Linked DNA regions of Mus musculus: regions 1, 2, 3 and 5 are each linked to region 4. The links are chromatin loops, found by intact Hi-C in ENCODE. Cell type or tissue: heart. All regions are shown on one strand. Links, peaks and the distances in the headings refer to the core of each region. The heading gives the core; the rest is flanking DNA. Region 1 overlaps Nol4l (nucleolar protein 4-like). Region 2 overlaps Kif3b (kinesin family member 3B). Region 3 overlaps Nol4l (nucleolar protein 4-like). Region 4 has its middle 46 kb from the start of Commd7. Region 5 overlaps Hck (hemopoietic cell kinase).

The links. Peaks named below come from ENCODE experiments on the same cell type or tissue, not always from the same donor. Only the 100,000 strongest peaks of a DNase experiment are listed, where the experiment ranks them.
Region 1: a loop joins it to region 4, with 2.5 times the contacts of the local background. A loop is called at or near these places in 9 of 42 quality-filtered maps.
Region 2: a loop joins it to region 4, with 2.0 times the contacts of the local background. A loop is called at or near these places in 4 of 42 quality-filtered maps.
Region 3: a loop joins it to region 4, with 9 times the contacts of the local background. A loop is called at or near these places in 33 of 42 quality-filtered maps.
Region 5: it touches region 4 in a loop (8-fold over the local background); 22 of 42 quality-filtered maps call a loop at or near these places.

The regions. Positions count from the first base shown.
Region 1 is chr2:153,514,136-153,520,574 of GRCm38, reverse strand. The region is part of intron 1 of Nol4l (nucleolar protein 4-like); the gene reads left to right. Among named protein-coding and RNA genes, the nearest start is that of Nol4l, 13 kb to the left of the region's middle. In heart, for the core only: a CTCF peak has its summit at 3,447; a DNase peak (open chromatin) is centred at 5,415; H3K27ac peaks cover 2,676 bases.
Region 2 is chr2:153,296,280-153,302,718 of GRCm38, reverse strand. The region is part of intron 1 of Kif3b (kinesin family member 3B); the gene reads right to left. Among named protein-coding and RNA genes, the nearest start is that of Gm39961, 8.1 kb to the right of the region's middle. In heart, for the core only: a CTCF peak has its summit at 3,524 (motif pointing left); DNase peaks (open chromatin) are centred at 3,538 and 4,098.
Region 3 is chr2:153,475,110-153,481,548 of GRCm38, reverse strand. Nol4l (nucleolar protein 4-like) reads left to right here. Exons shown (of 11, transcript NM_001134300.2): 3 at 3,567-3,678. Among named protein-coding and RNA genes, the nearest start is that of Nol4l, 52 kb to the left of the region's middle. In heart, for the core only: a CTCF peak has its summit at 2,798; DNase peaks (open chromatin) are centred at 2,748 and 5,638; H3K27ac peaks cover 4,133 bases.
Region 4 is chr2:153,583,779-153,590,217 of GRCm38, reverse strand. No RefSeq gene overlaps it. Among named protein-coding and RNA genes, the nearest start is that of Commd7, 46 kb to the left of the region's middle. In heart, for the core only: a CTCF peak has its summit at 3,483 (motif pointing right); a DNase peak (open chromatin) is centred at 3,497; H3K4me3 peaks cover 387 bases; H3K27ac peaks cover 2,373 bases.
Region 5 is chr2:153,144,937-153,151,269 of GRCm38, reverse strand. It overlaps Hck (hemopoietic cell kinase), which reads right to left. Exons shown (of 13, transcript NM_010407.4): 12 at 2,192-2,323; 13 at 1-323. The coding sequence ends at 121. Among named protein-coding and RNA genes, the nearest start is that of Tm9sf4, 13 kb to the left of the region's middle. In heart, for the core only: a CTCF peak has its summit at 3,350 (motif pointing left); a DNase peak (open chromatin) is centred at 3,389; H3K27me3 peaks cover 1,247 bases.

The sequences.
Region 1 (6,439 bases), core at 982-5,981, 70 kb after region 4:
GAGGTTGAGTGGCGTGTGGGGATGGAAAGAAAATACCTAGGAAATAATGGAGGCACGGGAGGCTCTGGATGCGGCTGTAGGGGGTGGGATGGGGTGGGGGTAGAGGGGTAGGGGGTCTTGAACAGACTCTGGTGAGTGGTATCTAAGTGTCCACAAACCCTGTGGTAGCTGAGGGAGGCCAGCGGGAAGCCCCAGTGACTCAGGACTCAGTGGGCCAGCTCAGGAGCTGCCATGTGCACAGGAACCCTGCTAGCCTGGAACCTTCCTGCTGAGTGGGGACGGCCATCCTCCGCTCCTGGGAGGCCTCCGCTCACTAGGGTGGATGACTCAGCGTTTCTCAGCATCTGAGGGCCCAGCAAATGTTCCAACAGACATGGCGCCTTTCCTCATCAGGCCAGGCCTGTAGGGTGTGAGGGGTGGACAAGAACGCACTAGATCCAGGGCCTCATCTGGGGTCTGTCCATGGGCCCGAGCTTCCCCAGTCTTGTGCAGTCGTTAGCCACCTTGAGAGGCTGTTATGACCCCATTCTGCAGGTTAGCAAACCAAGGCACAGCCAGTGCTGAGCACCCAGCTAGGTAGCAACTTCTGTTTCTTCATCAGAAAAATGAGTCTAATGGCGGTTCCTTAGGGTTGAGGAGAAAATTGAGTTACGTTGAGAGGTTGACATTGTCATGGGGGTGTGAAGGGATCTGCACAGGCTCACGGTGCTCACGATTAGGCCAGAGAAGCTATAGGGAAGACCAGAGGATGACAGGACCAATGGCAGACCTGACTTTACAACCCCACTAGTGACTGTGTGACTGTCTGTGTCACACAGTGTGTGTCAGTGTCTGCTCTGATCCTGGCCTTTTGTACTGACAAAGTCTGTACCCTGTGGGTAGGTGGGAAAGTTGCTAGGATGGTTAGAGTAGGTGCTGTGGCCACATCTCAGGCATGGGGGGCGGTGGGAGAGGGGGGGATCCTGCAAAGATCCTAAAGTCAGGCCACTGTCTAGCTCTGGTGACACCTCTTTGAGGCAGCGGGAGAAGCTGGATGGGAGAAGTCAAACCTGGAGCTTCTCTGAAACCCTGGGTTGAGGGGCTGCGGGAGTGGGGGGGGGGCGTTTATGGGTGGTTTTGTTTTGGTGATGTTGTTAGAACCCAAGACCCGTGCCTGCTGCACTCGCAAGCCTTCAGGTTGACGCTGATGCTTTCTTCGTGGAGGTAGAGCAGTGCGGAGCTGGAGGCAGGGGCTGATCTGAGGTAGGGGGCTCTGGCATTTGCTACCCGGCAGTCTTGAGGGCATCCTCTCATTTATCGCATGGAATGATGGGATTGGCTAGTGTAGCACAGTGGTCTTGCTCTTACTTAGCATGAACAAGGTCCTAAGTTCCATTCCCAGCACCACAACATATTGATCTGTGTGTTTGTGTGCCTGTGTGAGTTTATATGCATCATACGTGTGCAGGTGCCCAGGGAGATTAGAGTGCTGAATTTGCTCAAGTTGGAGTTGCAAGTGTTTGTGGGCTGTGTCATGTGGGTGCTGAGAACCGAACCCAGGCCCTTTGTAAGTTCTAGGTTAGGGTATAGAGCATCTACCCCAGGGTGATGGCCATGTAACAGGAAGCTGCTGTCAGGGCTCTGGTGGACTGACCAGTGAGCAGCTGAGCCGCAGCCCTGCCCACAGACCTCTGGGCCTCTGGGCTCAGTGGCCAGCCTCTGGCTGAGTTCTTAACTAGCACTCATTCAGTGACCTTGAGAAAGTCCCTGCCTCCCTTCAAGCTGATTTTCTGTTCTGTGAGTCCAGTGGTCTTGCCTGTGTTGAAGCTCTGGGAAGTAGGGGAGACTCCAAGCAAAGTTCTCAGCCCTGGAATTAAGAGCTGTTCTCTGCTGTGCCTGTCCTGTGGTAAGCAGCAGCTGCAAGGGACTCTGGGATTGAGGGTCAAAGACAAAGCAGCGGGCCAAGGTGGGAGAGAGTGAGGGGTGGAGGGGGTGCAGGGACTTGGGCATGGCAGGGAGGGGCTACTAGGAAGAGGACATCAGCCTCCAGGGTTGATTGGGACCTGGTTCCTAGGTACGGAGTTGTAGGAGGTGAGCTGGTTGGAAGGTGTCTCTCAGGAGGTAGGAGGAAGAACCAGACATCATCCTGGAATCCAGGCTGCCCATTAAGACCTGTGTGTATCCCTGACCTGGGGGCACACACATTGAATCCTAGCACTTGGGGGACAGAAGTGGGCAGATTTCTTAGTTCCAGGACAGCCAGGGCTACACAGAGAAACTGTGTCTCAGACAGACAGACAGGCAGAGCTGTGTGTATGCTCCCTGGAGTCTGGGGTCTTCTAGATTCAAATCCTGTTCCCTTACTAGATGTAAAATCTTATAAACAACTTTTTCAGGTCTCCCTTTCTACATCTGCAAAATGGAAGAGTGATGTTAACGCTGTCTGGGGTTACAGGGATGGTTAGGGGTACATTGAGTCAGTGCCCCCTGCATACTTGCCGAATAGGAACAGTGGTAAGCGTTGGCACAGTTTGTTTGTTGAGTACCTGGGAAGTGCCAAGGCCTGTGCCAGAGACTAGGTGTGCTCAGCCTCTTGTAACTGTCCGTCTGTCTGTCTGTCTTTCTTTCTTTCTTTCTTTCTTTCTTTCTTTTTGTTGTTGTTGTTTTTTTGAGACAGGGTTTCTCTGTGTAGCCTTGGCTGTCCTGGAACTCACTTTGTAGACCAGGCTGGCCTCGAACTCAGAAAGCTGCCTGCCTCTGCCTCCCAAGTGCTGGGATTAAAGGCGTGCGCCACTATGCCCGGCTTCCATCTGTCTTTCTTATCCTCATACTGCTGATAGAGTCAGGCCCAGAGAGCTTAAGTCCATGTGCCAAGGCTGCACAGCTGTAAGAGACAGAGCAGGGACTGGGGACCATATGATGCATCTGGCTTTGGCTCCCCATGTCACCTATCCTTTGACAGACAGCTGGACTGATACCCAAGGGGCCCCAGGATTGTTATGTAGGCTTGGACAGTGACTCTTGCAAAGAGGAGCAGGGTCCTGTGAATTTAAAGGGCAGATTGCTAACTCTAGGTCACATTGTTGCTCCACATCAGCCCAGTGGGGGAAGGTGGTACCAGCTCTAAGGGGAGGAGGCTCTGTCCTTTACAGTGGTGTGGCAGAAGGAGATGCAATTTCAGTCTAGTCACTGGGCTGCCTGCAGCTCCAAGAGGAGACCCATATGGTCTGGATGGTACAGGAGCTCAGGGTGGGGGAGAGGGTGCCATGGAGTAAGGGAGGGATCAGGGGAAATTGTTGTGAGCCTCTGATTCTGGAACTGGGGAAGGAGGGGCTGGGGTTTCCCGGAGAACTGGGGCCCTGTGCACACAGGTGCTTGGGAGAGGCTTGCTTACAGGGAAAGTGTGTGTGCTTGCTTTAAGGCAACAGTAACGCAGCAGCAACCCCCAGTGGCCAGCTCCTGCCCCTGCCCAGGCTCTCCAGTCCTTCAGTGATTGTGTGTCCTTTGGACTCTGGAGCCAGGCTGCCAAGTTTAGATCTTGAGTCTACCTTCTACTTGCTGTGTGGCGTGGGCAGCTTGCTTAACTTCTCTGTTTCAGTTTCTGCATCTGAACGTTGTGGGGTAATTACAGGGCCTGTTTCAGTGAGGGTAGAAGGCTTCACCTTGGGCATGTGATGGGGGTCTGGCTGCTGCTGTCGCTGCCACCGTCTTGGCCACCACTGCTGCTGGTGGTCTTCATTGTTGTGTGTGCATAGCTGTTCACACTTCACATGTAAGTTTCAATGTTTGCTGAGATTCCCCTCTCAGGTCCCAAAGCTCCATTTTTATGCCCCACTCCCTCCCCCTACTGGGGAGGTCAGCTTGAGTTCAGCCCCACAGCTCCAGATCTTGGGGCAGAGCTCTATAGAGGGGTTTACTGGATGCTGTTGGGCCCCAGGACCACACCGCTTCATCCGGGGCTTGTGAGCAGATCCTCTGCCTCTAGACAGAGTTCTTTAGGTGATGATGGATACAGGAGGGGAGGGGGCCAAGGAAAGATCTGTGGTGAGGCCCCGGTGAGGCACAGCCTTTCCTGCATCTCCTCAACCTTGTGATTTTTGGAAAACCTGTGCAACTCTGGCCCTGGGCTCCTGAGAAGAGAGGTCAATGTGGGGAGCTGAGGCCGTGCCTCGGGTATGATGGAGGGCTGGGGTTGTTCACTGAGGACCTAGCTGGCAGGCCCCTGCCCTCAGGAGGATTTGCAGCTGAGCCTGGAATGCTATAGCCTCTTGTGGATCCCAGCAGCGCCGAGAACCCTGCCAGTGTGAGTGGTGGGCAAAGGTGGGGATGAAGGAGCCAGCCTGCTCCTCTGTTCCCTCCTCTGTGCAGCAGAGCCTGGCGGCAGAAGTTTCTGTGCACAGCAGTGGGATGCAGGCAAGGACTTGCATCCCAGGACCCTGCTCATGGCTCTTCATTCTGCAGCAGCTGCAGTTATTTTTTTAAAAGAACAAAGGCTAACACAGAAGTCACCAGCAAGTGTCACAGGGCTGCTGGGCAAGGCCCCACATACGAATCCAGTCTTTGGGAGGTGAGGGTGAGGCAGTCTGAGTGAATCGCACGGCACTGTCTCAGAACACACCCTGGAAGCATCCAACGAAGACCTGAGGAGGGCTGGGTCACCCATTCACCGCCCGGCAGCAGGACCTGCTCAGTTATTCCACCAGGGCATGGGAGTAAGGGGTGGGCACTGCACAGACATGACATCCTACCTCCAAGAATATGAAGGCTAAGGCTGGGGAACTGGCAGCCAGTCCTGTCCTGATGGTGCCAGCCCCGTGGCCACTTCTGCCAACAATCTCCAGTGCCAACCGGCTGCCCCCTATCTGGCTACTCTGGGAAGTAGAACTCTGAGGGTGTGAGGAGTGAAGGGCCTTTGCTGCCACCTCACCCTGATTCTTGTCCCTTCCCTTGGTGGTAATGTTGATGGTGATGGAGTATAGTGATAATGCCGATGGCTATGATGATGGTGATGATAGTGGTTGTGATATGCTGGTGCTGATGGGTGATGCTTATGCTGGTGGTGGTGATGATCATAGTGGGGAATGGTAATAGTGATACTGCTGATGGTGGTGCTGGTGATGATGATGGTGGTGATAAGGAGGTAGTTATAATGGTAGTAATGGTGGTTGTAATGAGGGCACTAGCGATGATGAGACAGTCATGGTGGTGGTGGTGATAATGGGTTGGTAGCTTATACCTGCAAGCCATGGTGGCGATGACAGGACTATAGGAGTGGGTCAGCTCACAGTTCAGCGAGTGCTCATGGGACCGTCTGCCCTAAGCGTTTCCTGTGCATTTGTACATTGCCTCCTGCACCAGTCCTGCATGGCCTGGAGCTCTTACACAACTTGCCAAGGCCCCCGTGAGCCGGAAGTGAGCTCAGGCAGGCTGCTTGACCAGCAGCCACTTCAGCTATGGCCCTTTGCCATTTGCAGCACGCGGCCACCTCCTTGGTCTCCTCAGGCCCCGTTCTTGCTTTCTGGGACCAGCACAGAGGGGGAAGGGGGCTAAGGCTGACCTGTCCCAGCAGGCTTTGTGTCTGCTTGTCTTCCCTATAGCACCTTGTCTGAGGGGGCAGAGCCACCCTCTGTGAGGCCACCCGAGAAAGTCCCTATCCACAGGTGATGGCTTCTCAAGGGGGGGTGGGGTGGGTGGGTCTCACCTCGCAACTCAGGAGGCAGAGAAGAGAAGATTCTGTCTTTTCACCCACTCTGGGATTTGGAGTGGGCGTGGCTGGCAGAGGCTAGGGCCCTCTGCAGGGGGTACTGTTCTCAGGAAGGGAGGCACCCAGGCCTGTGCTCCCTGTGCTTGCAGATCCATGCTGATCCCTTGTCAGTGAAAGGAAGAGACTGGTCTAGAGGCAGAAGGCCAGGATATGAAGGTGGCTTCTATGCTTCCTCAGTGTCCTGGGTCATCCCCCATTCCCACGCCATACTCACTTGTCCAAGCCTTTGCAGTGTGTCTGCTCTGTACCAGGTACTATGCAGTGGAAGTGAAAAGGACAGTCCCTAGGGGCTGACGACATGGCTCCACAGGTAAAGGTGCTTGCTGCCTGATCTCTGGGACTCGCATGGTGTATGGAGAGGACTGACTCCTGGAAGTGGTCACCCTGGCATGCGGGCCTCCCTATCGCCACCTCTCCACCCCCACCCCCACCCCCAATCCCCAAATAAGCAAATTAATAAAAATGAAAAGCAAAAGGAAATCCTTGCCACCAGAGAACTGTCACTCGGCAGGGATGATGGCCCAGTAAACAGGGAGAGTCCCTGGCTTGTCAGGGGCTGGCGAATGCCAGAGAGCGAGTGTGGAGCAGAGGGAGTTTTTAAGAGTGTAGGGAAGGTGTCCCATAATGGCAGTTGACCAAGACCCTGAAGGATGCCAAAAGCTGTGTAGGTGTCTTGTGTGAAAGCCTTCCAGAGAG
Region 2 (6,439 bases), core at 866-5,865, 290 kb after region 4:
GACCAGGCTAGCCTGGTCAGAAATCCGCCTGCCTCTGCTTCCCAAGTGCTGGGATTAAAGGTGTGTGCCACCACACCTGGCTTAAGGATGGCTTTGAACTCCTGGCCTTTCTCCATTCTCTTCCCAAGTGCTGACATTACACATGTGCACCACCACACCTGGCTTGTTCTCTACTTCTTATGTGTGGGGGGGAGGGGTGGGGGGGTTGCATGGCTATGGGGGTGAAAATCAGAGAGCCTCTCCATTACTTCCATATTAGGTGGCTTACAACTACCTGTAATTCTAGTTTCAGGAGGTCTGACATCTACCTTCACATGCATGTGCTGCACATATATACATGATGCAGGCACACACACAGACACATAAAAATATTATAAGAATAAGTTTATTGGGGCTGGTGAGATGGCTCAGCAGTTAAGAACACTGACTGCTCCTGACTTCAAATCCCAGCAACCACATGGTGGCTGGCAACCATCTGTAATGAGATCTGATGCCCTCTTCTGGAATGTCTGAAGACAGCTACAGTGTACTTACAGATAAATAAATAAATCTTTAAAAAAATAAATAAATTTTTTAAAAAGTTAAAAAATGTTTATTTTTTAAGATAGATACAAGAATTTTCAGGTAAAGTTATGTATATATAATTTGTTTCAAAATAATCAGCGTGCAGTAGATGACGCTAAAACAGTGTTTTCTGCCTTCCTAATGCTGTGACCCTTTAATGAAGTTCCTTATCATGTGAGGACCCCCAACCATAAAATCATTTTCATTGCAACTTCATAACTGTGATTTTGCTACTGTTTAAATTGTAATATAAATATCTGGTGTGTGACTCCTGTGAAACATCTCACATCACTTCGGGACATATTTGCACACAGCAGTAACACGCTAATGGATCACTTCAAGCTGGTAGGACCTGGGGTGAACCTCACTTTGATCTTACCATGATTTCCTTGACTTTTCCTTATTGGAATTTTTTTTCCTTCTCCATCCACCCCCAAGATAGGTTTTCTTTGTCTAGCCTTGACTTTCCTGGAATTTGATCTGTAGACCAGGCTGGCCTCTAACTCAGAGATCTCTCAGTCTCCCACGTGCTGGGATTAAAGGTGTGCACCACCACCTCCTGGAAATTTTATTTTCTTAAACAGGAAAATTTCCCCTTTGAAAAGGGCTGCAGAGCGAGCATCAGCAAGGGGAGATGGTGCCTGTCAGAGCATCTCCACTTCCTTACCGCTCAGCTTGCAAAACCGAAGACCACCTGCCCACAATCATCTTAGTCACCTGGGCTGACACTATACTTTCCACACTTTACCAGCGAGCTTTGCGCTCAGCTTCCAGAATTGTCAGCAGAGTCCTGACTGCTCCCGCCCCTGGGCTGCTAGAGGCAGCTCCTATTCTGCCCAGCCTGTCTCCTACACTGAAGCCCACACAGTCCCACTGAAACCTGTGCAAAGGTGCTATGGAGGACTCCAGCATGAGTGACAGTTTATTAATGTCCCAAACCTCAGTTGTCTTCCTACTTCACCTGGACCACACCCACATCTATCCTGTGCTTTAGTATGAGAAAATGAAAGTGCTGTAACAGGCCCAAATTTTAAAAACCAACCAACCCCACCCCATTATCATTGGTGGGAGAGAGATCTCGAATGCAAATTATGATTTAACTACATCAGTATACTAAAGATAGATCTGCCGGCAGTGAGCTCAGTGTCTGCAATCAGGTGACAGAATGAAGAGACACAATGTATCATCAGGATTAACTGATCCTTAAACACTCCCACCTCAAGAAGCAATGCAGGGGCTGGTGAGGTGGCTCAGTGGGTAAGAGCACTGACTGCTCTTCCGAAGGTTCAGAGTTCAAATCCCAGCAACCACATGGTGGCTCACAACCATCCGTAAAAAGATCTGACTCCCTCTTCTGGTGTGTCTGAAGACAGCTACAGTGTACTTATATATAATAAATAAATGAATCTTTAAAAAAAAAAAAAAAAAAGAAGCAATGCAGACCTGTGGTACTAACAAGAGGGCTCACTGTATGCTTGGAGAAACGCCCTGAGCGCCCCACCCAGAAAGTCTGGGAGAAAGCCCAGCATACAGGCACCAAGGGAGAAGATGTCCACCTCAAGGCCCAGTCATGTGTTTGTGTATGCAGCTACAGACATACTTAAACATACACTAAGGGAGAGACAGACACTGAGGTCCAGGCAGGTTGACTGATTTCCCCATGTCACAATACAAGTGACAGAATTTTCTGTGATAGCAAAGGCTTGACCAATAGATCTTCTTAAATATATATATATTTTTTTAATTTGGGAGATGAGTTTCAGACAGCGTCTTACCATTTAGCCCTGACTGCTTGAACTCACAGAGATCCATCTGCCTCAGCCTCCTGAGTGCTGGATTAAAGATCTGAGCCAAAGCCTTTTTTTTTTAATACTGTGTTCATCTACTTTGTGTGTGCACCCATGGGCGAAGGTCACAGTGCATGTGTGGAGGTAGGAGAACAACTTGCAGGATCTGATTCTCTCTGTTCACTGTGTGTCTGGACTTGAACTCAGGCCATCAGGCACCTTTATCAGCTAAGCCATCGTATCAGCCCTTAACCAAGCTTTCTAAAGGCACTGAATGAAGGGCTTCTGTACCCTCCCCTCTTTCGTGTATATGTAACAGGCAGGACTAAGTGAGTTGAGGGTTAAGTGACTGGGAAAAGAAGCTCAAGGCTCCAGCTTCAGCTGTGTGAGGCCGGCAGCTAGACTACTTCAAAGGATAAGGCTGGCCTGCCTATCTAGCCCAAAGCTGGGTCTGTAGCCTCATCCATCAAATACTGAGAAGATTCACCATTACTCTAAAACAGACAAAGGAGTTTCCCATCTCCTCAAACATCCTTTGAAGTCACTTTTTGGTTGGTTTCTTTGTTGAGATGGGGTCTCTTATAATGCCTGCTAACCTCAAAGGAACTGTGTAACCCCAAACAACTCCTGACCCTTCCGCCTCTACCTCCTGAGTAGCACTCAGGATTATAACCAAGTCCCACTGCACCTGGTTGCTATTTGCATTTCAAACTAGTTACCCAGGCACAGAAGAGAAAGGCCTCGGACAAATGGATGCTGTGGTCACTGCTCCTCTGAAAAACAACAGATGGGGCTGAGGATGCCCCTCAGTGGTGCAGCCTGTGCTTAGCGTGCAAGAGGCTCTGCATCCTAAGGAACAGAGGGAGGGAGGGAGGGAGGGAGGGAGGGAGGGAGGGAGGGAGCAGTAGAAGGCCAGCTCGATGGTTCAGTGGATGGCAGAGTTTGACCCCTGAAACCCATAGAAAGGTAGGAGATGGACTGACTCTACAAAAGTCCTCTGACCTTCACAGGCACACGTGTTCTCATGTACACACACCATGCACACACAAAAATGCACAATCATAATTAATAAATAACTTTCTTAGAGAAAAGTGAATAGTAGGCTGAGCGGTGGACTCCGGATCAGCATCTTTGGGGAAGTATTTGACTCACACAGTCTCTACTTCCCTCTTCTGGGAACTGGGAGGAACAGTTCCTGTACAAAGACTGCTGAAGACCAAATGAAAGCAGGGCTTGCAAGCTTGGCTCAGCAAGCCTTAGCTTAGCTATCGAAACACACTATCAGCTTGCTGGTAGCACAAAGTCTTGGGGGATGGGGGTGTTGTTCTGAGCCAGCTTCGTGTTTTACTGTTGGGGTGACCTCAGGCCTTGGCTGTGTTCTTTGAGCTGTGTGCAGGCACAGCTCCTCCTGCAGCTCCTACACTGTCTTCAGCTCTGGGCCTGGTGAAGGGGGTGAGGAGTGTGTAGGTCTCTTGTCTTCTGGGGTCTAGGTGAGGGGCTTCTTGCCCCTGCATGACCCCTGTCTTCTAGGGTCTTAAGTCAGGTGCTTGTACTTCTTGTCTTTGTAGGATTTTCTCTCCAAAGGTTAAGAAAGGTGACCCCAAAAGTTCGATTTGACAGCTCAGATCTTGACTACACAGATGATGCTAACAACAGTTACTTTAGTGACCTGCAGCTGGGACAGCTCCACCTAGAGATTATCCAGCTGTTTGAACAGCTCCACCCATAATTCACCCAGCTGTCTGGGTGGCTTCACCCTCAGCGCTTTCAGTAGCTCCTCTTTCTCGGCCACTGCTGCACTGCTTTTGGCTTCTGTGGCTTGACCGGAGGGAAATGGAAGGAGACCATAGTTTCACATCTGACCTGGGTGAGTGGATCCTGGTGAAATCCAGACCCTGATTTTTCCAATCTAGGCTTAGACTGTGCATGTTCAAGAAGTGCTTCTGTCATGCGCAGCACACTTAAACCAGCATCAATCTTCCTACCTTAACCCTTAGCAGGTACAGAATACACTAGCAAATAGGACTGATTTCTAGGTATCTACGTGTCCTTACCTGAAGCCTGGGACAACCCACACTCCATGTGGCCACCACTGACTGAGGATGAGACTCAAGAAGGAGCAAAGAAAACACCAGAGCTACTCGGAGTAGTGTGTGCAGTTGTGAGTCCCACAACGCTAACAGGCCTCACTGACCGCCAAATGAACAAAGGCCTTTCCTAGTGCATGGGAAATGAGGCCTGGAGCCCTTGCTTGGATGAGCTACTACGTTCAAGAGTCCTCTAGGAATTTTGGCAGAATACAGCAGCTTTACAAAGCCTTCCCCTGTCTAAAAAGCTCTGAACCTTAAGACCTACTGTTCAGCAGCCAGGAAAGAGGCATTTTGGCAGGGAGAGCATGGCCATCTGAGGTGCTGGGGGTGAGCTGTGTTAGTGAGTATATGCTCTCCCCCAGAGCTGGCTAGATTCCTTCCAACCTCCATCAGCCAAGATCCCCAGGTTAGGACGGCAACTGAAACAGCCAGAGAGAGGTAAGCAGGACCCCATCAGAGCACCCACTTACTACTACTCCACAGACCGGCATCGAGCCAGCCTGGGAAAAGCAGATCTGGATGACTTAGGTGGACAATGTAAGACCCTCCAGGCTGTCTTCCTTCAGCAGGGGCTAAGGCACTGGTAGTACCTTGGGCCTCTTGGAATAATTCAGTTGTTCCTCTCAGGGCCCCTCACCAGAGACCTCTAATCCTTTGAGAGGCAGATGGCACCTCTAAATCTACCTAACTGCTTGGGCCAAAAACTTAGGAGTCACCCTTAATCCTTTCACCCTACTGGCCACCTCCAAAACATAACCATCCCCTACCACCACCCTAAAAAGTCACCACCATCTTACTAACCTTCTACCTAGTCTGGCTGGCACTTAAAGCTCTCTCAAACTCACAATCCAGAGAGGCCAGGTGACTTCACTTTCTTTTGCCCTCCTTTTGTGACACGGAGGGCACATGCACACACTGAGAACACTCTACACCGAACCTCATCATCAGCCCTCAGAGTGATTTAAAAACAAAGCAGAAAACTAGGGGCCAGGGATGTGACTCAGTTAGTAGAGGCCTTATCGAGCATACACAAGTTTCTGAAGTCAGTCCCTAGGCCCACATGATCTGGTATGGTAGCATACACTTATAACCCCAGTACACAGGAGAGAGGCAAAAGAATCAGAAGTTCCAGCCCATCCTTAGTCAACTACATAAAGAACTTAAGGTTAACCTAGGTTACAATAGGCCCTGTCTTAAAAATTATTTATTTAAACCACCAAGGTTTTCTAAGGTCTAGAAAGATGACTCAGGGCCCGGCAGTGGTGGCGCACGCCTTTAATCCTAGCACTTGGGAGGCAGAGGCAGGCAGATTTCTGAGTTCAAGGTCAGCCTGGTCTACAGAGTGAGTTCCAGGACAGCCAGGACTATACAGAGAAACCCTGTCTTGAAAAACCAACCCCCCACCCCCCCAAAAAAAAGAGAGAGAGAAAGAAAGGTAACTCAGTAGGTATTGTTCCACAGGTCCCAGAACACACATGGTAGCTCACAACCCTCTGTAACTCCAGTTCCAGGAGACTGAACAATCCCTCCGGCCTCTGTAGACACAAGGCATCCACACAGGCAAAACATCCACACACATTAAAAAACTAACACCAACAAAAACACCTAGATGATGACACCTTCTGAGAAGCCTCCAGTGTTCCCATGGCGTGTAGACTCCTCTAGAGTAGACTCCCCCTACTCCCAGCCACCTCTCCACTCACCCCATCACAGCCACTTCCTGCAGTTTCTGGAATTAGCTCAGGACCACCGTGGAGTCTTTATCCTTTTGGTATACCTTCAAACAGTGAGCCCCTTCCCGAGATCAAACCTCAACAAAAATGTCACCGCCTCCCCCAGTTAATGCAGCAGTGTCCCCTCCATCCCTGGAGAATGGCTTTCCAGCACACTACTGCGCCATTGCTCCCACTGTGTTCCTCCAGTTCAAATCCCGTCTGCCTACTTTTTGGTTTTGGGTTTGCACCTGCTGAACGCTGTGAGACAAGGACCTCAGCCATC
Region 3 (6,439 bases), core at 774-5,773, 110 kb after region 4:
GTTTCCACTTTCCCTCCATACCTCCTCACCCATCCCTCTCTCCCATCTGCCACCTTTCCTGGCTACTGTCTTCCTGTTTCTGGGGCAGAGATGGTAGCTGGATGCTGTGTGCTCCCCGTTTCATCTGCTTTCACTTCCCTCTGCCCTGCCTAGCTCCTCAGCCTTGCTCGGTAGACATGAGCCCCCCTTTAGAAAAAGCCCCTAAGCAAACCCTGTGCATGGCTGTAGAGAGGCACAGCCCGGCACTGCAGGCTTTCATCAAGCCCTCGGATGAGTGGGTTTTGGATCTGTCACCATGTATTTAGCCAAACCTGAATCCTGGGTCTGCTTTTCGTCTATAAGGTACAGGGACTTTCGAATTCTTACAGGCCTGAAGTGCCTTTGAGGTTGGGAGACAGTAGGGAAGTGGGTAGCCTTGTTTGGGGCACTAAAGGAGGCCAGTTCTTCATTAGGGAAGAGGATCTTTCCAGCAACTGTTCAGCAAAGAATTAGAGAGGAAAGGTTATGTGCTTTTTTTTTTTTTTTTTTTTTTAAAGGTTTTTTATTTATTATTATATGTAAGTACACTGTAGCTGTCTTCAGACACACCAGAAGAGGGAGTCAGATCTTGTTACGGATGGTTGTGAGCCACCATGTGGTTGCTGGGATTTGAACTCTGGACCTTTGGAAGAGCAGTCGGGTGCTCTTACCCACTGAGCCATCTCACCAGCCCCGGTTATGTGCTTTTAAAGCCTGTAGTTTTTAGAGTCCGGGCAGAAGGCATTTCCATCAGGTGATACAGAAGGAGTGGCTTTTTGAGCAGGGAACCCTGCCATAGCCTCTCCATCAGGGAGACTTGAGTATCCAAAGATCCTAGGAGTCTCACTGGTCAAGTTCCAGGCTGCTCCCAGTTCCCTGAGCCCCCACTCCCCACCCCCCAGGGCTTTCCCCCATCTCAGCCAATCTAGGTTGGAAGAACCCTTTTACCTCTTCCTCCCCTCCAGGGATGCTAGCGGCCAGCTCAGCTTGCAGAGCCTGGATCTGGCCACCCGGGCCACTTTGGAGTTGGGGCCAGATGTGGTCAGCAGCTGCTCCAGGCCCACCACGTGCTAATCCAGCACAGGGCAGAAGGAGGATCTTGTAAAGTGGTACAAATCCCCCCACACCCTGCCCCTCTTTTCAGCCCCTGTTGGCTTCTGAGTTGGGGAGTGAAAACCAGGCCTTGCAAGTCAGCTACTCTGCAAATAGCTTCTGTTCTCCCTGCCTATGAAATCTCTCAGTTTTTAACACTAGGAAAAATAGAAAAGGGAAATCCATACATGGTTTCAGGAGACTGAGAGCAGCAGCACAGCAGGCAGTGCAGGACAGCTGAGGGAAGGGTCCTGCCTGGGACAGGGAGGGAGCCTGAAGCACCTCCTCCTGGAACATGAGGGCAGTCCACTTACTCTGTTTTGTACACATGCATCTATTTCTAGAACAGGGTCTGAAACATCTGAAAGCCACCATCCTCCTGATATGAGCATCTTGTGAGCGTGTGAGGATTGCCTTTCTGGTCTTATTGTGTGTGTGTGTCTATGTGTGTCTTTGTGTGTCTATGTGTGTGTGTGTCCCGTGTTCCATGGGCCTGTGGCATCCAAGTACACACACAGAAATAGAGGTTCCATTTCTAGTCCTGACCAACCAAAGGTTGAACCAAAAGATTCTGTGGAAAATATAAGAGGGAGGGTGTGCTGTCCATATGGGTTCCTATGTAGTACAGAACTAACTCCCAGCTTCCTCTGACACTGCCCCACCCTCTGACAGCTCCAAGGACTTTTTACCTCTCCCATTCTCCTATGAGACTCAGAGCCAGAAGATATATCTCCCTGGCCCACTGCTGGGGACCAAACCAAGATCAGATCTTGTGGTCACCATTGCACCCTGGAGACAGACTCCTGTGCGCTCTGAAGGCCAGGAAGCCAAGATAGCTATGCTCACCCTGTGTGCAGCCCTCAGCAGAGCAGCCTGACCAGGAGCTGTTCTTGAGTCTGTGCCTTTCCAGTGCAGGTGAGGAAGCAACCTTATTCCTCTGGCATGAACCTCACTTTCCTTTTAGCCGACTGCATCTCTCATCCCCATAACCACTCAGCTCTTCTGAGGCCCAACTTTATATAATAAATATAATATCTCAGGGGAGTCTGGGACCCCATCATTTGGCCAGTCAGCCCCAGCTCTGGCTCTGCCTGCAACAGACTCACTATTCCCAACTTGGCATCCTCTGAAAGGACTCCTAGAGCTCTAGGCTAGGATGAAGATGCATGCTTACCTAGCAGAAAGCCCTCCACGCTCTAGTGCTCATCTCTAACGTGGGCCAACCTGGTCTTCTTCCTCCACCGTGGCTCTCCCAGCCAGAGACACAGGGTTCGCCCTTGTCCTTGACCTCCAGAGCAAGGCAATCAGACAGGGAATTTAGAAGGGAGATAACTCATCAAAGAGACTGCCTGCTCTGCAGAGCATCAAGTCAGCTGAGAAGTAACAACTGTGCCACCAAAATTAACTCTAGTTTGCAGCTGGCAGCAGTAGAATTCTCTAGGACGTGAAGCAGGCCAGTGGCTGGGCTGGAGCCTTGAAGGCTGTTCCTTAGAGGGCTGCCTCTACCAGCTGAGATTGAGGGTGTCCATGAATCCTGTCTCTAGTCCCTGTAGAAGCAGACTGTGTACTGGCCATGGGAGGAGCAGGGCCCAGTAGAGTCCAGAGAGGCCCTAAAGCCCTCAGTCAACTTTTCCACTGGGCTGTGCTAAGGGTGGGAACGCTTGGGTGATACTGCCCCTTAGTGGAGAGGAGTGGGAGAACTGGCTTCTAGGCAGAGCACGGGAAAATCAGCTGTCAGGCTGCCTCTGGCAGAGGAAAGGCGGCATAAATAGGACACTTTGGACCCCTTGGACAGCCAAACCAGAATCAGAGCTTCCCAAAACCTAGAGTAATGCTGACCCCCTTACTAGCGTTGCAGGCTCACACCCACCCTTCCCTGCTTCCTACCCAGCCTTTTCATATCCTTTCCATTCCATCTCTACTTCCCTGTCTCCTGCCAGCTCTCCTCCCTCAGTGTGGGGTGCTGTGACCTGCAGTCTTACCTCTCAAGAGCCATGGGCCTCAACAGAATCCTTAGTTACAGGAGGAACATGTGGAAAGTTGGATGCCCTGAACCAGCGTTCTATAGCTCTGCCTAAAAAGGTCCTTGGCCTGTGGGTTAGCCCAGGACATCAGTGGTGGAACACTGGACTTTGCTACTAGGCCAGTGAATTTACAAGTGGGTCTTAGCTTATACATCTCTAAGAGGAGAGGTTGTTGTATTCTAGAGCAGTGTTCACAAGCTCACCTTTTAGTGGCAGCCATAAAATGTTCTGATAAGAATATTGTTTATTAGAGGTTTAAAACTAGATCATGTTTAAATGCTTTTAATTTTCATTTTTTAATCCCCTTTATTCAAGTTTTAAAAACAAGTGGCTCATTTTACAGAAAGGAAGAGAGGCCATTGGCCCCTCAATGTTGTTGGCGACTAAGTTGCCTTCAAGATGGCACATGATGTGCAAACTGTTTTCTGGCAGATCGCGGAGACCTACGCCTTCCTCCCCAGAGAGGCTGTGACTCGGTTCCTCATGAGCTGCACGGAATGCCAGAAGAGGATGCACTTTAACTCCAGCGGCCCGGAGCCCAAAGGTGGGGGCCACGCAGCGGACAGGTCCTCCAGAGGCCATGTGGGTGGTGGCACTGCCTCAGGAGCCTTGTTTGGATTTGTTTAACTTTCTAATTATTAATTACTTGCTTGCTTACTTATTTTTGAGACAGAGTCTCACCATATAGCCCAGGCTGGCTCCAAGCTGTCAATCCTCCTGCTGTAGTGTCTCGAGTGCTGAGACTATGTATGTACCACCACAGTGCTTCTTTATTGGTTTTGTAAATGTTAAGCTTCTCTTAGAACCAACAACCCATCATCTTGCCCTTCAAGGCTTAGGCTAGCCCCTCTCCTCTCACCTAATTCTAAGTGGCCAAACTTCCTGTTCTCTGGGTTCTTCCATCCTAGCCACTTGACCTTGCCCCTGGGGCTGGTTGTCCACTCATGTACACATGGATCTGGGTCTCTGAAGACAGACACACACCCCATGAGGCATGTTCTTCTTACCCTTTGGCCCTTAACTCCTGCCAGTGGTGCATGCTCACTAAGGTCTGCCTCATGTGACCTCCCATCAGATCAGTGAGGCCTGATTAGTACTGAAGATGGACAGACCACTTGTGATTAGCTGAAGCTGCCCTTTGCTCTGTTCAGCCCAGTGAGACCATCAAGGGTTCCCCTCCCACATCTTCCTACACAGCCCATCAGTTTGTCTGCCTGCAGCTGGCTTTGACTGTAACACGGACCAGAACATTTGACCATAGTTATCATGGGTGGCATGGGTGGCTTAGTGTGTTGTGGCTTGGGGAGGTACACTAATCAAGGTTCTGGGCCTTCCCATGACATACTGTGCCTCCCCTGGCTTCAGGCCTGCAAATTATGAGCCACAACAGGACAAAAGGGGTAGGGGCAGTTGTCTGACCATGAGGACAAAGTAGGAGTGGACAGGAAGCCACTTATTCAGGTAGACCTCTAAGGGCAGGCACCCACCTGGGGAGAACAAGTGGACTATGCTGTGACAGCCCGGTGACAGGGACACAGGCAACAAGCACCTGAGCAGCTGATGACAGCAGCTGATTCACCAGATCGAGAGGCTTTGCTGCCTGGGAGCCTCTAAGCAGTAGCTGCCTAGCAGGTAGTAAGACAGCTTCCAAGGTGTGAAGGTCCAGAGCTAATGCTGATTCTGTTGTTGAGAGTAGGCTCCTAGGCTTGGCTGTATGAGTGTGGGTCTCAGCTCTGTGCACGGAGTAAGTAGGGTCCCTACTCCAAGGACTGATAAGGCTTGAGAGGTCATCCCTGAGCTTAGCCCAGGGCTCTAATATGGGAGAGTGACCCTAAGGGATGCTTGTCACTGTTACTCGTGGCCTGGCCCCAAGGCCAAGATAATCCTTGGCCTGCAAATGGGCCTGGGGGCCCTTTTCTCTGCTTATGCCCCAAACTGCAAGTCTGGACCCTGGTGCTGGCTGCCTGGATCCTGCCCACCTAAGTATGCTGGTCCCCTCCTATTTCTGCCCTAATTGTTTCCATTGCAACCGGAGGAGTCAGGCACAACAAAACTGCTGCCTGAAGAGGCAAGACTGCTCTGGGGGACTATAGCCTTCTGGCTTTCCTGCTGTTTCCTATGGTGGGGAAGGTGTTCCTCCCCAAAGGCTGCAAAGTCCTCAGGTTGGGGACTTATGTGCAGGCAGCCTAACTGCATTGCGCTTCCTCTCTCCACTGGCTGCCTCCACCTTAGGAGGGTCCTTCCCATCCTCAGCTCAAGAAAGGAGGAGAAGGGGGGAGGGTGTTGCTCACAACCCAGAACTGAATAGAATATAAACCAGCCTGAGGACTGTTTTGAGCCTCTCTCCTGGTGCTTATCTTGACAGGAAAGAGGACAGGTGCCTGCCTATCCTCAGTCCCAGGCAGCTGACCTTCCCACTGCAGAGAGGAAATCAGAGCACAACCCATGGAAAAGTGGGCCCCAGGCCAGGGGGACCTGTGTATCCCACAGCAGGCTAGGGAACCTCTCTGAGAATCCCCTGCTCATAATCGCTATGAGCTGTCAGTCCTGGCATACAGCCAAGGAAACCAAGACCTGAAGAGGTGCTGGGTGAAATCACTCACCCAGTTTCCCTCTCCAACTCCCAAGAGAGGGAAGCAGAACCGCCTTTCTCAGCAGAGTGGGAAGAATGTCTTCCTCACAGGGCTGTGTGATGCAGATATAGAAAAGGAGCCCATTGTGCAGGGCCCTGGAGCTCTGTGGATACCTTGGGAACATGGGCCCATTGTTAGGTTATGATGCTCAGGCCCAGATAGCTTCCCCTTTTCCCTAGACTCTGAGCCAGAGGTTGCAAAGGTAAAGTCAGAAGTGCCCAACCCCCACCCTGAGCACACTAGCCGGGGCCCATCCACATGCTAGATTTAAAAGGGAAAGATTGGCTTCTAGATTGTCATAGAGAACGCCTGCCTGCTCCATGGTCTGAGGCATCAGCCCCCAAATCCTTGTCAGCTTTGTCCTTGGCAGGAGCCCAAGGTCAAATTCTACCCATAGTGCTTCCTTGGGCTGCACCACTGCCTGCTAGCCCTTTCTTCCCTGTGGCCAGAGGGCCTGTTATTCCTGTCCCAGGAAGGTAGGGAGGGAGGGGGAGAGGGGACAGGATGGAGTCTCCTCTGGGGCTGCTGGGAGACTGCCTTGCTTCCTGGCCTCATGCTGGAAAGAAAAGGAGGAAGCAGAGTGGCCCCAGTGAGCAGCTTGTCCCCAGCAGAGTGTGAGGCCCAGCAGCCCCCAACTCCCCACTCTATACAAGGAACATAAACAGAGCAAGC
Region 4 (6,439 bases), core at 1,027-6,026:
CCTTTAAAAATCTGACATGAAAACTGGTTATGGTGGCCCTTGCCTCTAATCCAAGAGGACCAGGAGTTCAGGGTCATTCTCCATTGCATAGGGAGTTAAGACCAACATGACCTACGTGAGTCCCAAGTGCTGAGACTCTCTCTCTTGACACAGAATCACATGTATTCAGGCTGGCCTCAAACTTACTATGTTGACAGAGATAACCTTGAGCTGCAATCCTCCTGCCTCCACCCCTGAGTGCTAAGGTCATAGGCATGAGCCAGGAGAGCTAGTTTAGGCTGTGCTGGGGATGGTACCAGGCTGTCCTGATTGAGGGTAAGACACAGCCTCAACCCCCTCCATTTACTTTTGTCATCCTAGGGCTTGAGCCCATGGCTTCAGACATGCTGGGGGTCGGGGGAAGCTCTACTATCAAATGATACTCAGTGCCTCCGACTTTTTTTTTTTTTTAAAGATTTATTTTATTTATATGCCTACACTGTAGCTGTCTTCAGACACACCAGAATAGGGCATCCTATCCCATTACAGATGGTTGGGAGCCACTATGTGGTTGCTGGGAATTGAATTTTTAGGACCATTGCACTTCAGTCAACCCTGCTTGCTCAGTCCCTGCTTGCTCTGGCCCAAATATTTATTATTATACATAAGTACACTGACTTCAAACACACCAGAAGAAGGCGTCAGATCTCATTACGGGTGGTTGTGAGCCACCATGTGGTTGCTGGGATTTGAACTTCAGACCTTTAGTAGAGCAGTCGGTGCTCTTACCTGCTGAGCCATCTCACCAGCCCCACCTCTGTCTTTTAAATTTATTTTTTCATTATTATTTTTTAATCGTTCATCATTTTTGATGATGTCATTGTTCCACAGTGAGGTGGATAAACCTACCCACAGGTACAGGGTATTTTAATTTTTTTTTTTTTTTTTTTTTTTTTTTTTGCTGTAGCGAACTATGTTGTTATTAAAATATTTATATTATGTTCTGTCACACTTGAAAGATTCCTCATAGAATTTTCTAGAAGTAAAGTTATAGGTCAAAAGACAGACTTAAAAAATAAAATAAGGGGCTGGTGAGATGGCTCAGCGATTAAGAGCACCGACTGCTCTTCCGAAGGTCTTGAGCTCAAATCCCAGCAACCACATGGTGGCTCACAACCATCCATAACAAGATCTGACGCCCTTTTCTGGAGTGACAAGACAGCTACAGCGTAATCACATATAATAAAATAAAATAAATAAATCTTTAAAAGAAGATAAAATAAAATAAAAGCCAGGCGTGGTGGCACACGCCTTTAATCCCAGCACTTGGGAGGCAGAGGCAGGCGGATTTCTGAGTTCGAGGCCAGCCTGGTCTACAAAGTGAGTTCCAGGACAGTCAGGGCTATACAGAGAAACCCTGTCTCGAAAAACCAAAATAAATAAATAAAATAAAATAAAATAAAATAAAGAAGAGGGCCTGGAAAGATGGTGTGGCAGTTACCAGTGCATATCGTTCTTGCAGAGGAGCTGAGTTCAATTTCTGACACCCACTCTTTCTCCAGCCTTCATTTGAAGGAGATCTTTTTTTTTTTTTTTTCATTTAAAATTGTCACTGTATGTGTGTCTTTTGCCTGCATGTATTTCTCTGCACCATGTGTATTCCTGGTGCGCCTAAGAGGTTAGAAGGGAGTTGGAGCCCTGTAACTGGAGCTATGGGTGGTTGTGAGCTACCATGTGGGTGCTGCATATCAAACCCATGTCTTCTGGAAGAGCAAGTGCCTGATAAGCCATCTCTCCAGCAGCTTGGGAGACCCTTGATTTTTTTTAAAACTATGAATAATGCTGCTGTGAACAGTCATATAAGTGTACATGTGAATGAATGAATGAATGAATGAGTCACATGAGTGTACCTGTGAATGAATGAATGAGCCACATGAGTGCATGTGTGGGTGAATGAGTGAATGGGCCACATGACTGTATATGTGAATGTATGGCTCCTTTCTCTTGATTCTTCTTTCTTTCTTGAAATAGGGTCTTGCCATGTGAACAAACTCTTGATTCTCCTGCCTCAGCCTCTCAAGTGATGGAGTTACAAGCATGGCCTCTCATACTCAGAATGTCCTCCTCTGACAGTTGTACAGTTTGGGCTTCACATTTAGGCCTACAGTTTGTCATCAGTTAATGTTTGTGTAGTGTGAGATAGGGGTCTGCTACCATGTGACAAGTGTCTGCTGCCATATTTGTTGAGAAGGTTGTCCTGTCCTTATTAAGCTGGCTTGCTGCCTTTGTTGAGAGGCTGACCTCAATGTGAAGGTCTATCCTTGGACTCTCAGTGCTGTGTCAGATGTGAAGGTCTAACCTTGGACTCTCAGTGCTGTGTCAGATGTGAAGGTCTATCCTTGGACTCTCAGTGCTGTTTTACTCCTCTCTACCCTTGTCTCTTCTGACTGTGACAGTGATCTGAGAACTTTTGCAATGGGAAGTGTAGTAGCCCCAAAAGTGTTTCTTCTTTCGTTTGTTCTTTTTTTTTCCTATCTTCTCAGATCTTCAAGTTACAAATAATTCTGAGCTGTCATGTGTGTGTTGGGATTTGAACCCCAGTCCTCTGGAAGAGTAATCAGTGCTCCTAACCACTGAGCCATCTCTCCACTCCCAAGTGTTGTTCCTTTTTAAAGATTATCATTCTAAGTCTCTCTAGTCTCTGTGTGAATCTTACCACTAACTTGTTCATCTCTATAAGAGACTAAGGTTCAGGCTGAACAAATCTCAGGATTAATCCATTTGCCTTGCCATACACAGAGCCTGGGAGGCAGAGGCAGGCGGATTTCTGAGTTCGAGGCCAGCCTGGTCTACAGAGTGAGTTCCAGGACAGCCAGGGCTATACAGAAAAACCCTGTCTCGAAAAAAACAAAAAAACAAAAAAAAAAAAAAAAAAAAAGGAAAAAAAATTGGTCCTCAGACTCAAGAATACAGATATTTCATTGATTTTGGTTATTTAAACATTTTAAGCAATGTTTTATAGTTTTCAGGGTATAAAGTCTTACTTCTGTTAATTTTATTTCTAAACATTTTCTACATTTCTCCCCTTTCCTCTCTACCTCCCTCCTTTCCCCCAGGTTGGCCTCTGGATGTGGTTGTCAATGACCTTGACGTTCTGATTCTTCAACTTCCGCCTCCCAAGAGCTGGGATTGCAGGTGCACGCCAGCCATATCCAGTTTTATGCAGTTCTGGGGACTGAACTCAGACACTGGTGCATGCTAAGCAAGCATTCTGGTAACTGCGTACCTCCCAGCCTGTAGAGTGTTTGGAGAGCCCCACGTAAAGTCACTTGGTACAGAGGCGTTCTGGTTCCAGTTTTGAGTCAGTATTGACCCTGCAGCCACTGCCCTTCTAGGCCTGTTTTCTCTTGTCTGGGAAGGGTAGTTCGCTCTTCCAATAATGACCTGCCCCACCCAACCTTAAACAAACAGTGGGTTCTGTGTGCACCACTTCCCCAAACTACCACCAGAGGGTGCTATAGACCAGCATTTGGCTGAGCTCCCGGTAAGGGGCCCCCAGGGACGCTGAGGCAACCCGATGTTTTCCAGGAGCTGCGGGTTTTGCTAGTATAGGCTTCCGTGTAGCGCCACCTGCTTAGGACCTTTGTGCCCGCTCCTCCCTGTAGTGAGGATAGTGGGATAGGGGCGTACTCTTGAGGCTAGATCCCTGCTAGCTTTGATAAGTAGCCTAAGGTCCCAGGGTCAGGGCAGACAGTAGTCCTGAGTTTCTCAGCCACGGGTTTCACGCGTCTGGGTCTCATGATGGCTCAGTATTCCTTCCGTCACAGAGTTACTTAGCAGCAAAAGCTCTCATCCTAGCTGTATGCCTGGCCATGAAGAGGGATAACATAGCCCTTCAAAGACATGAATGGATTTGTGGACCCTGCCGTCCTTGAAACCACAGTATCTGAAATTCCAGATGTCTGTGAGCTTCTTAGAGTGATCAGGCCCGTGTCCCCCAGAACCCACAAAGCAGCTTCCCCCTCCAACAAGGTCAGAAAGTTGCCTTCCTTCTGTTTTGCAGCTGACCTCCAAAACCAGCAGCGCTTCCTACTCAGGCCTTTGCATAGAGACACCAGAGCCTCCCTGTGCCTGCGTTCTTTCATTGGGTGAGGGTCGAGACAGAGTCACTACAGCTCAGACTGGCCTTCAGCTTACTAAGGAGCTAAGGCTGGTCTGAAGCCCCTATCCCCTTGCCTCTGCCGACCAGATGCTGAGATTATAATCGTGTGTCTCTACACTGGATTTTTTTTTTCTTTTCCTTTTTAGTTAAATTTGTTCACTTTTGTGGTGCTAGGGATGAGCCTAGGGCCTTCTACATGTCAAGCCAGCACTCTACCCTGGACCCATAGCTCCAGATGTGTGACTGTTTTTTCTCTGATTCCAGACTGGGGTCCCCTGAGAAGTAATGAGTCCCAAGTTCATCTTGGTCTCCTTTGTGAAGCCTAATGCTGAATTCTGTATCCGGCAGCCCATTCCACAGGAGAGTCCCTTCATGAGCACCCCACTCAGCATCTCTAATCACTCTATTTTGTCTTTAGTTTTTTGAGACAAGGATTCCCTGTGTCAGCCCTGGGTGTCCTGGAATTTGCTCTGTAGACCAAGCTGGTCTCCAGCTCAGAAATCTGCCTGTTTCTGCCTCCGGAGTGTTGGGATTAGAGGCATATGCTGCCACCATCCTGCCAGTCACCTTTTTAATTAAAAAAAAAAAAAAACAAACTAAATTTTATCCTTTGAAATATTTTATTGAATTTTACGTGTATGAGTGGTCTTCCTGCATGTATGCTCATGTCTGGTGTGCTGATCAGAACAGGGCATTGGGTCTCCCTGGAATTCGAGTTAAACAGAACTGTGTGTTAAGAGTTGAACCTTAGCTGGGCGTGGTGGCGCACACCTTCGATCCCAGCACTTGGGAGGCAGAGGCAGGCATATTTCTGAGTTCGAGGTCATCCTGGTCTACAGAGTAAGTTCCAGGACAGCCAGGGCTACACAGAGAAACCCTGTCTCGAAAAACAAAAAACAAAAAACAAAAACAAAAAACAAAAACAAAAAACCCCAAACAAACAAAAACAAAAACTAAAGAACAAAACAAACAAAAAAGAGTTGAACCTTAACTTACTCCAGTAGAACAGCCAGTGCTATTTATTTATTTATTTATTTATTTATTTATTTATTTATTTATTTATTTATTTATTTATTTATTTATTTATATTTAGATGAGTACACTGTAGCTGTCTTCAGTCACACACCCCAGAAGAGGGCATCAGATCCCATTACAGATGGTTGTGAGCCACCATGTGGTTGCTGGGAATTGAACTCAAAACACCTGGAAGAACAGTCAGTGCTCTTAACCAGCTGCGCTATCTCACCTGCCCTTCTCATCACCCTCTCCAGGACACAGGCTGCAGCCTTTTGGATTTGGGGTGGGGGTGGGGGTGCATTGTTCTGGTGCCAGGCCAACCAGATGATCCCGGTGCTGGAAGGTCAGAGTGGCTCATAGCAGTCGGAGCTGACTCTGGACTAGTTTCACCTGAGTTGTCTCCTTTGCTGCGGTCTCAGTGGCTCTTCCAGGTGGGGTACAGGTCAAGGCACAGGGCAGCTGCTTCTCCTGCCAATTAACATAATTGGCAAATGAGCCGGGCTTGGACTCTAACTCAAGTCTCTGGGGAGCCACTGAGCCACACCTCTGCCTGGAACCAACTTGGGGCAGGACTGGGTGCTTTGGAGTCTTTTTTCCCTGCTCTGTGCAAAGGTCAAAGGTCAGAGGTCATTTGTTTAACTTTCCCCAGACATGACTGTATTGTTAAGGCTAGAGTGTTTGGGAACTAACTCTCTGCATGTCTGCCTGCCTGCCTGCCTGTCTGTCTGTCTGTCTGTCTGTCTGTCTGTCTCTCTAATAGAAATAAAGCCCCAAACAAAACAAAACAGAAAAGTAGTTAAGATTCTAGAAGTCGAGCCGGGCATGGTGGTGCACGCCTTTAATCCCAGCATTTGGGAGGCAAAAACAGGAGGATTTCTGAGTTCGAGGCCAGCCTGGTCTACAAAGTGAATTCCAGGACAGCCAGGGCTACACAGAGAAACCCTGTCTCAAAAAAAAAAAAAAGTCTTGGTGGCCTTGTTCCTATTACACTTGAATTCAGCAGTGACACATTAGGAATTGGGGTTAAAAGGAGCTCCACGGAGGCTCAACACAGCGCCCGCCCGCAGAACCCACCACTGATTCAGGCTAAGGGCGACAGGCTCTACTTCGCCTCTGCTCGCCTTTATCTGGGGAGGATTTGGGGTGGTGGGAAGGCGGGGGAAGTTGGAGGCAGGGCTGGCCCAAGGTGGGCAGAAGAGATAGGGAAGTGGGGAGGGGGCCGGCCCTCTGGGGAGGGGCGGAGAAGGGAAGGACAACCCAGAACCTGCACAGTGGGAGGCC
Region 5 (6,333 bases), core at 1,334-6,333, 440 kb after region 4:
GTCCTCCCACCCACTCAACAGCTGCAGTGTGTGTGGTGTGGTGTCTGAGAGTGGGCCCAGCAAGTTGGGCGTGTCAAGGCACTGATGGGGCTTCTGGCTCTGCTCATGTCCTTACTGCTGTCAAGGCTGCTGCTGATACTGGCTCTCAGTGGCCGTGTAGAAGTCATCCAGCACACTCTGGATGTATTCAAAGGTGGGCCGTTCCTCGGGGCGGTTCTTCCAGCAGCGGATCATGATATTGTAGAGCTCTTCTGGACAGTTATCTGGTCGAGGCATACGGTACCCATGCTCTAGTGCCCGAATCACCTCTGGGTTTGACATACCTGAAAAAGAGGAGTGAAATTAAATGTGTGTGTGTGTGTGTGTGTGTGTGTGTGTGTGTGTGTGTGTGTTAGGGAGGGGTAGCAAATGGAGCTGCAGTTATCATCTAACTGTGTGAGGAAGGGACAGAAACTAACTGTCCAATTGCTAAGTTTGTCCAGCCATCAAGACATGCCAGACCTCTTTTGTTGTTGTTGTTTTTGTTTTTGAGACAGGGTTTCTCTTTGTAGCATTGGTTGTCCTGGAACTCAGTCTGTAGACCAGGCTGGCCTCAAATTCAAACTGAAGAGATTCGCCTGCCTTTGCCTCCTGGGTGCTGGAGTTAAAGGCATGCACCATCAGTATCTGGCAATGCCAGACCTCTTAAGGTGGCAGAACATTAACCAGCCTACTGTTTCTGCATATCTTGGTCTGTTGTTTTATCTATCTATCCGTTTGTTTGTATTTATTTTTGAGACAGGGTCTTACTACGTAGCTCTGGCCATCCTAGAACTCACTGTGTAGGCCAGCTGGTCTCAAACTCACTGAGATCCACCTGCCTTTTCTTCTGCCAGAACCAAGGGTGCAGGCTACTATGCCTGCCTGGATTTTACTAGTGTACCCGCCCCCCCAAAGCCAGATTCAAGGTCACTCTGAACACCATCATTTCCTTATTCTAAGTTTACATCTGTTATCTCTAAAAACAACAATGAAATAACTATGGTTACCAACTTTACTTTTATTTTTAGTATTTTTTAAACTTCTGTGATTAGGGCTGAAGAGATGGGTCAGTGATTAAGAGCAAAAACAAGAAACTTTAAATATCTTAGTTGGACGGCCATCCTCTCTAGTGAATCACCCCAAATTTCCACAGCTTCTTCACTATCAGGACAGCCAGCCTTGGCTCTCTTTGCTTCTTTTGAAATGTGGCTCAGTTCATCAGCTTATTTCTGTTGTCTATGCCAACACCTGTCCCGCTGCCCATGTGCCAACACCTGTCCCAGCTGCCCATGTGCCAACACCTGGCCCAGGTACCCATGTGCCACCACCTGCCCCAGCTGCCCATGTGCTACCACCTGCCCCAGGTACCCATGTGCCACCACCTGCCCCAGCTGCCCGTGTGCCACCTTGATCACATACTTTCACCCATTCTCATGGAACTGAGGCCTGCCCCTCAGATTTATTTATTTATTTGTATTTTATGTGTATGAGTGTTCTTCCTCCATGTATATGTGTGCATATATACACCATGTGTATACGGGTGTCCTCATAGGCCATCACAGGACATCAGATCCCCTGGGACTAGAATGAGATAGTTGTGAGTTACCACATCGGTGCTAGGAACTGGACCCTCATCCTCTGGGAGAGCAAGTACTCTTAACCTCTGATCCACCTCTCCAGCCTCAAGTATACATCTCTTAAAAGTAGAGATCATCCAGGTGTGATGCTGTAGACCTTTCGTCCCAGCACTTGGGAGGCAGAGGCAGAGGCAGAGGCAGAGGCAGATGGGTTTCTGGGACTTCAAGGACAGCCTGGTCTGCATATCAAACTCCAGGCTAGCCAGAGCTACAGAGTAAGAGTTTGTCTCAAAAAAAAAAAAAAAAAGTTGACTTCTTCTCAGCCTCATGCTACTTCTCCAGATCTTCCCATCCACCTCCTGCTCAAATAGCTGAACTTCGATTGCTTGAGTGCAGTAAGGTGTGGGAAAGAGGAGATAGCCAGCCAACCCCTTACACTAGCGGAGGGATGGTGGAGGGCAGTACCTCTGATATGAGAAAGGTGGAGAGGGACTGGGGGAAGATCAAGAGCTGAGTGTAATAGACATACTGACGAGATGGGCCATTGCCAGGTTGGGCTGGAGACACCCCTAAGCCCATGTCCCTTTTCCTACCTGGGTAAGGGATCCGGCCATAGGTGACAATTTCCATCAGCAGGATACCAAAGGACCAGACATCTGACTTGATGGTGAAGGAACCAAAGTTGATGGCTTCAGGAGCTGTCCACTTGATGGGGAACTTGGCTCCTGCAGGGTTGAGCAGAGCAGAGTCACGGTGAGACTGAGGAGCAATGAGGGCTGGGGCTCTGCTAGGGTGAGGGGAATCATGCCCTCTACAAATAGCGATTTCCTTGCAATGTGTTACCCATGTTACCAAGGGACATTTGTCTTGAGGACAGACACTGGATCAAAGAGGAGTGGATATAATGTGGGAGCTCACTCTGGGGGCTACATCCTTGATTCAGTTGCTGCCTGTTAAATGTTAACGCTGATAAGTGGAGACCCAGAGGTCTTTGGGGATAAGTGATCTCCGGGGGGCTTGAGTCTAGGTCACAGCTGATACCTCACCCCATCCACTCCCCAGCTATGGCGTGCAGGAGAGGACTTCAGCTGTCGTCTGAGGTTTGCCCTAGTCAGAGTGTCCCTTCCTTCCTATTCTTCCCTTCCTCCCTCTAGAATGGATTTGATGAGCAGTCTGTGGGTGTTTGTCTTAATTAAAGTATAATTGGTGAACATGGTCTATAGGATATATAACTGCCCCTTGATTCAGGATTACGATACACTCACTGTAAGGCAAAATGCAGAAGTCAAAAATGCCTCGAACACTTAGTTACTGAACACTGTAGTTCAGCAACTGCATATCATGGCTTCTTTTTTTGTTTCTTCTGGTGATCTCTTGGCTAAATCAGAGCTGTAGCTCACTGCCCTGGCTCAGCATCATGAGGGAGGACAGTATATTAATAGACATGGAAAGAGATCAAAATCCAAAGGGAGAGCATATTCATGCATTCATTCACTCAGTCACTCACTCAGTCACTCAGTCACTCACTCACTCACTCATTTTTATGAGACAGGCTCTCAATTCACTACATAGCCTAGATAGGATGGCCTTGATTTCCTGGTCTTTCTGCCCACTTCCCTAGTGTCTAGACTGGAGGCATGTACCACCATGCCCACCTTTGTATCATTTCTTCTCAATGCAACTATGTCTGTACCATCAGAACACTGGAGATAAATGACCAGGCTCTCAATCACTCTCTGCTGCCACCTCCTGTCCATGCCTTATCACGGCAGGCAGAAAACAGGCTGAGTGCTGAGGGGCAGGAACAGCAGTTGCCAAACTGCAGGGCTGTAGGGCGGAAGGAGCTAGAAGGCTGCAAGCAGTTCCATTTCAAAGACTTCAGTGGGACATTTGGTTTCATGGCTAGAGAGGCTAGACCACCGTCTCCAGTGGCTTAATGTCCATAAGGCACATATCCCCCTAAACAGCCATAAGCCTGGGAGCCTTTCAGAGCTGGACATAAACCTGACTGGCTTCATCACAAAAGTAGCAGCACCAGAGGAAGGCCAGTCCTAGGGATGCCTGAGGACACTTAGCCCTGGACTCTTGCTCCACTCCAAACTGCCATGTTGACTCTGTTGTTGCCTCCACTTAGGGTTGGATCCTAAGTGGAAAGATGCCAGTGTCACTGCTGACACTAGCAATGGAGGCTTTCCCCCTGTGCTACTCTCTTAATGTGAGGCCCCTGTCACATGATGCTAATTTGAATTCATGCTCCCTGTCTTTTCAACTTCCTGGCAGTGGTGATGACACATCAGCTCGGCCGGGTCTGTTTTGTTCCCTAATTCACTTTTCTTGTTACTGTGGTAGAAGATGGTTAAAGTCCCAGCGCAGGCCTGAGCACCTAAAGCTAGCCCCTTTGTATGATGAAAATGCTAGTGCTTTTAGGTGTCCCATAAAGCTATTTTTAAAACCATATACCAAGCAACCGCTAAGTTAAGAGACCATCTGCATGTTCTTTGGAATTCGGCGACGCTTGTATTATGGCCGAGTAAGTGATTAAGTATTGACAAGTCTCAACCCTAAAGGAAATATCCACATCTCTCTCACACACACACACACCCTTCCCAGGCTCAGAGATCATCCAGAAAGAGGCAGTAGAGAGATTGTAAAGCCATAGACAGTGGAGGAATGCTGTAAAAGAGGATTTTCTGGATGACAGGACCATAACACACCAGACCTCGAAGAAGCTATGTCTGCCTGCACAAAACCAGCACAAGATCAACTGGACAAAATCCCAGCAGAGATGAGAAGTTGGCCTCTGAAGTCCCACCCCTAGCTGAGCAGTTGTGGCTGCTAGGGGTGGGAGTGTCAGTTTTTGTCAGGGTTTGAGGACGCCTCCAGCAGGAGTCAGTGCTTTCCTTCCACTACATGGATCCTGGGGCTTGAACTCAGGACCTCAAGCTTGGCAGCAGGCACTTTCACTCAGCCAATTTGCCACTCCTTTTCTTTTAAAAAACTGGTCCTGAAATGACTTATTTTACATGTAGGGGCATTTTGCCTGCATATATGTATGTGTACCACATGCATGTCTGGTGCCCTCAGCATCCAAAAGAGGGTATTGGAACCATGGAACTAGGATTAGATGATTGGGAGCCGACATATGAGTGCCAGGACCCAGGTCCTCTGCAAGAGCAGCAAGTGCTCTTAACCACAGAGCCATCTCTCCAGACTCTCCTTTCCTTTTGAGAGACAGGGTCTCCATATCCCGGGTTGGCTCCATGGTATCCTCCTGCATGCTGCGATTCACAGCCCAACTCTAAGTCAGCCATTTTCTTTATGTCATACTTCTCTTTTATGTGGTACTAAGGCTCAAACCCAGATCTTGAGCATGCCTGGTAGGCACTCTGCCACCAAGCCACATCCTCAGCCACATCTAGAGAGTTCTCTCCATATCCCACTTATTCTTTACAGATTTAGATTATATATCCAACTTTTCATTTTATTTTTTTGTACCTAGTTTAAACATCAAATCATAACATATCCAATGGTGTGTGTGTGTGTGTGTGTGTGTGTGTGTGTGTGTGTGTGTGTGTGTGTTACTGGAGACTGAGTCTAGTACCATACACATGTCAGGCAAGTGTTCTGCCACAGAACCACAGCCCCTTTACTTTTTATTTTGAGACAGGGTCAGTAACTACCCTGGCAGACCTTGAACTTGTGATATGTCTCCAGAGTAGCCTACATTACAAGCCTGCACTTCTAGACCCAGCTAAAGTATACAGATGCTTAAGGTCTGACTTTGATGATCTGTAGCTAAGTAGCCCCTTCAGAAGGCTCCTTCCAGCTATTCTGAGGCAGTACCTCCCTGCTTCAGCTAGCACTCCCCCCACCTCCCTTCACAGCTTTGTTGGTATAAGTGAATTTTACAGCTTTAATGATATATAATGCACAAGCCATAAAATCCACACATTTAAAGTGTATGCTCCAATGATTTTTTTTTTAAAGACAGGGTTTCTCTGTGTAGCCCTGTCCAGGCTGTCCTGGAACTCACCCTGCAGACCAGACTGGCTTTGAATGCAGTGCTGGGAATAAAGGCGCAGCCACCACAGCTCCTGACGACTTTCATAATAGCGGAAGAATTGTGAATTGCACAATGTTTCATCACATGTTATCCAGCCCCATCCCTGGCGCTCAGAACCCCTTTCTTGAGTCTCCCACCCAGCCCTTGGCAACCCCTGCGCCATTCTGGGAATTTCATTTCAAGGGTAACAGATATTGGTGCCTGGCCTCTACTTAGCATGCTCCCAGGGTTTCCAACAGTTGTCTCTGTTCTGTCACAGACACAGACACTATTCCGTGGTATGGATGCCCACATGTTCTCCCTCTGGTCATCAGCTGATGGGCATCAGTTACAGTGTTTAAGTCTGGGGCGATCATGAAGAACACTGTGACCTTCAGAGATGACTTTTGCCTGGTTTTGAATTCCATGATGTAGAACCTTCTGGCATCTACTCTGTTTAGGTTCACTTCTTTCATCTGGATGTCACACCTCCCCTTTAGTTGCCCATGGCATTGGTGTGTGGTGTGATGGGGGTGAAGTCTATAGTCTTCTGTGTCAGTGAGGCCTCCACCACTGAATGCTACTCCCAGCCCCTGGTGTGGGTCCTTAACTGCTGTGTGGTGCTACATTGTGTGTGTGTCACAGCTGATACGCACACCCTGTCTGTGGACATTCACATGGTTCTGGTTTTGT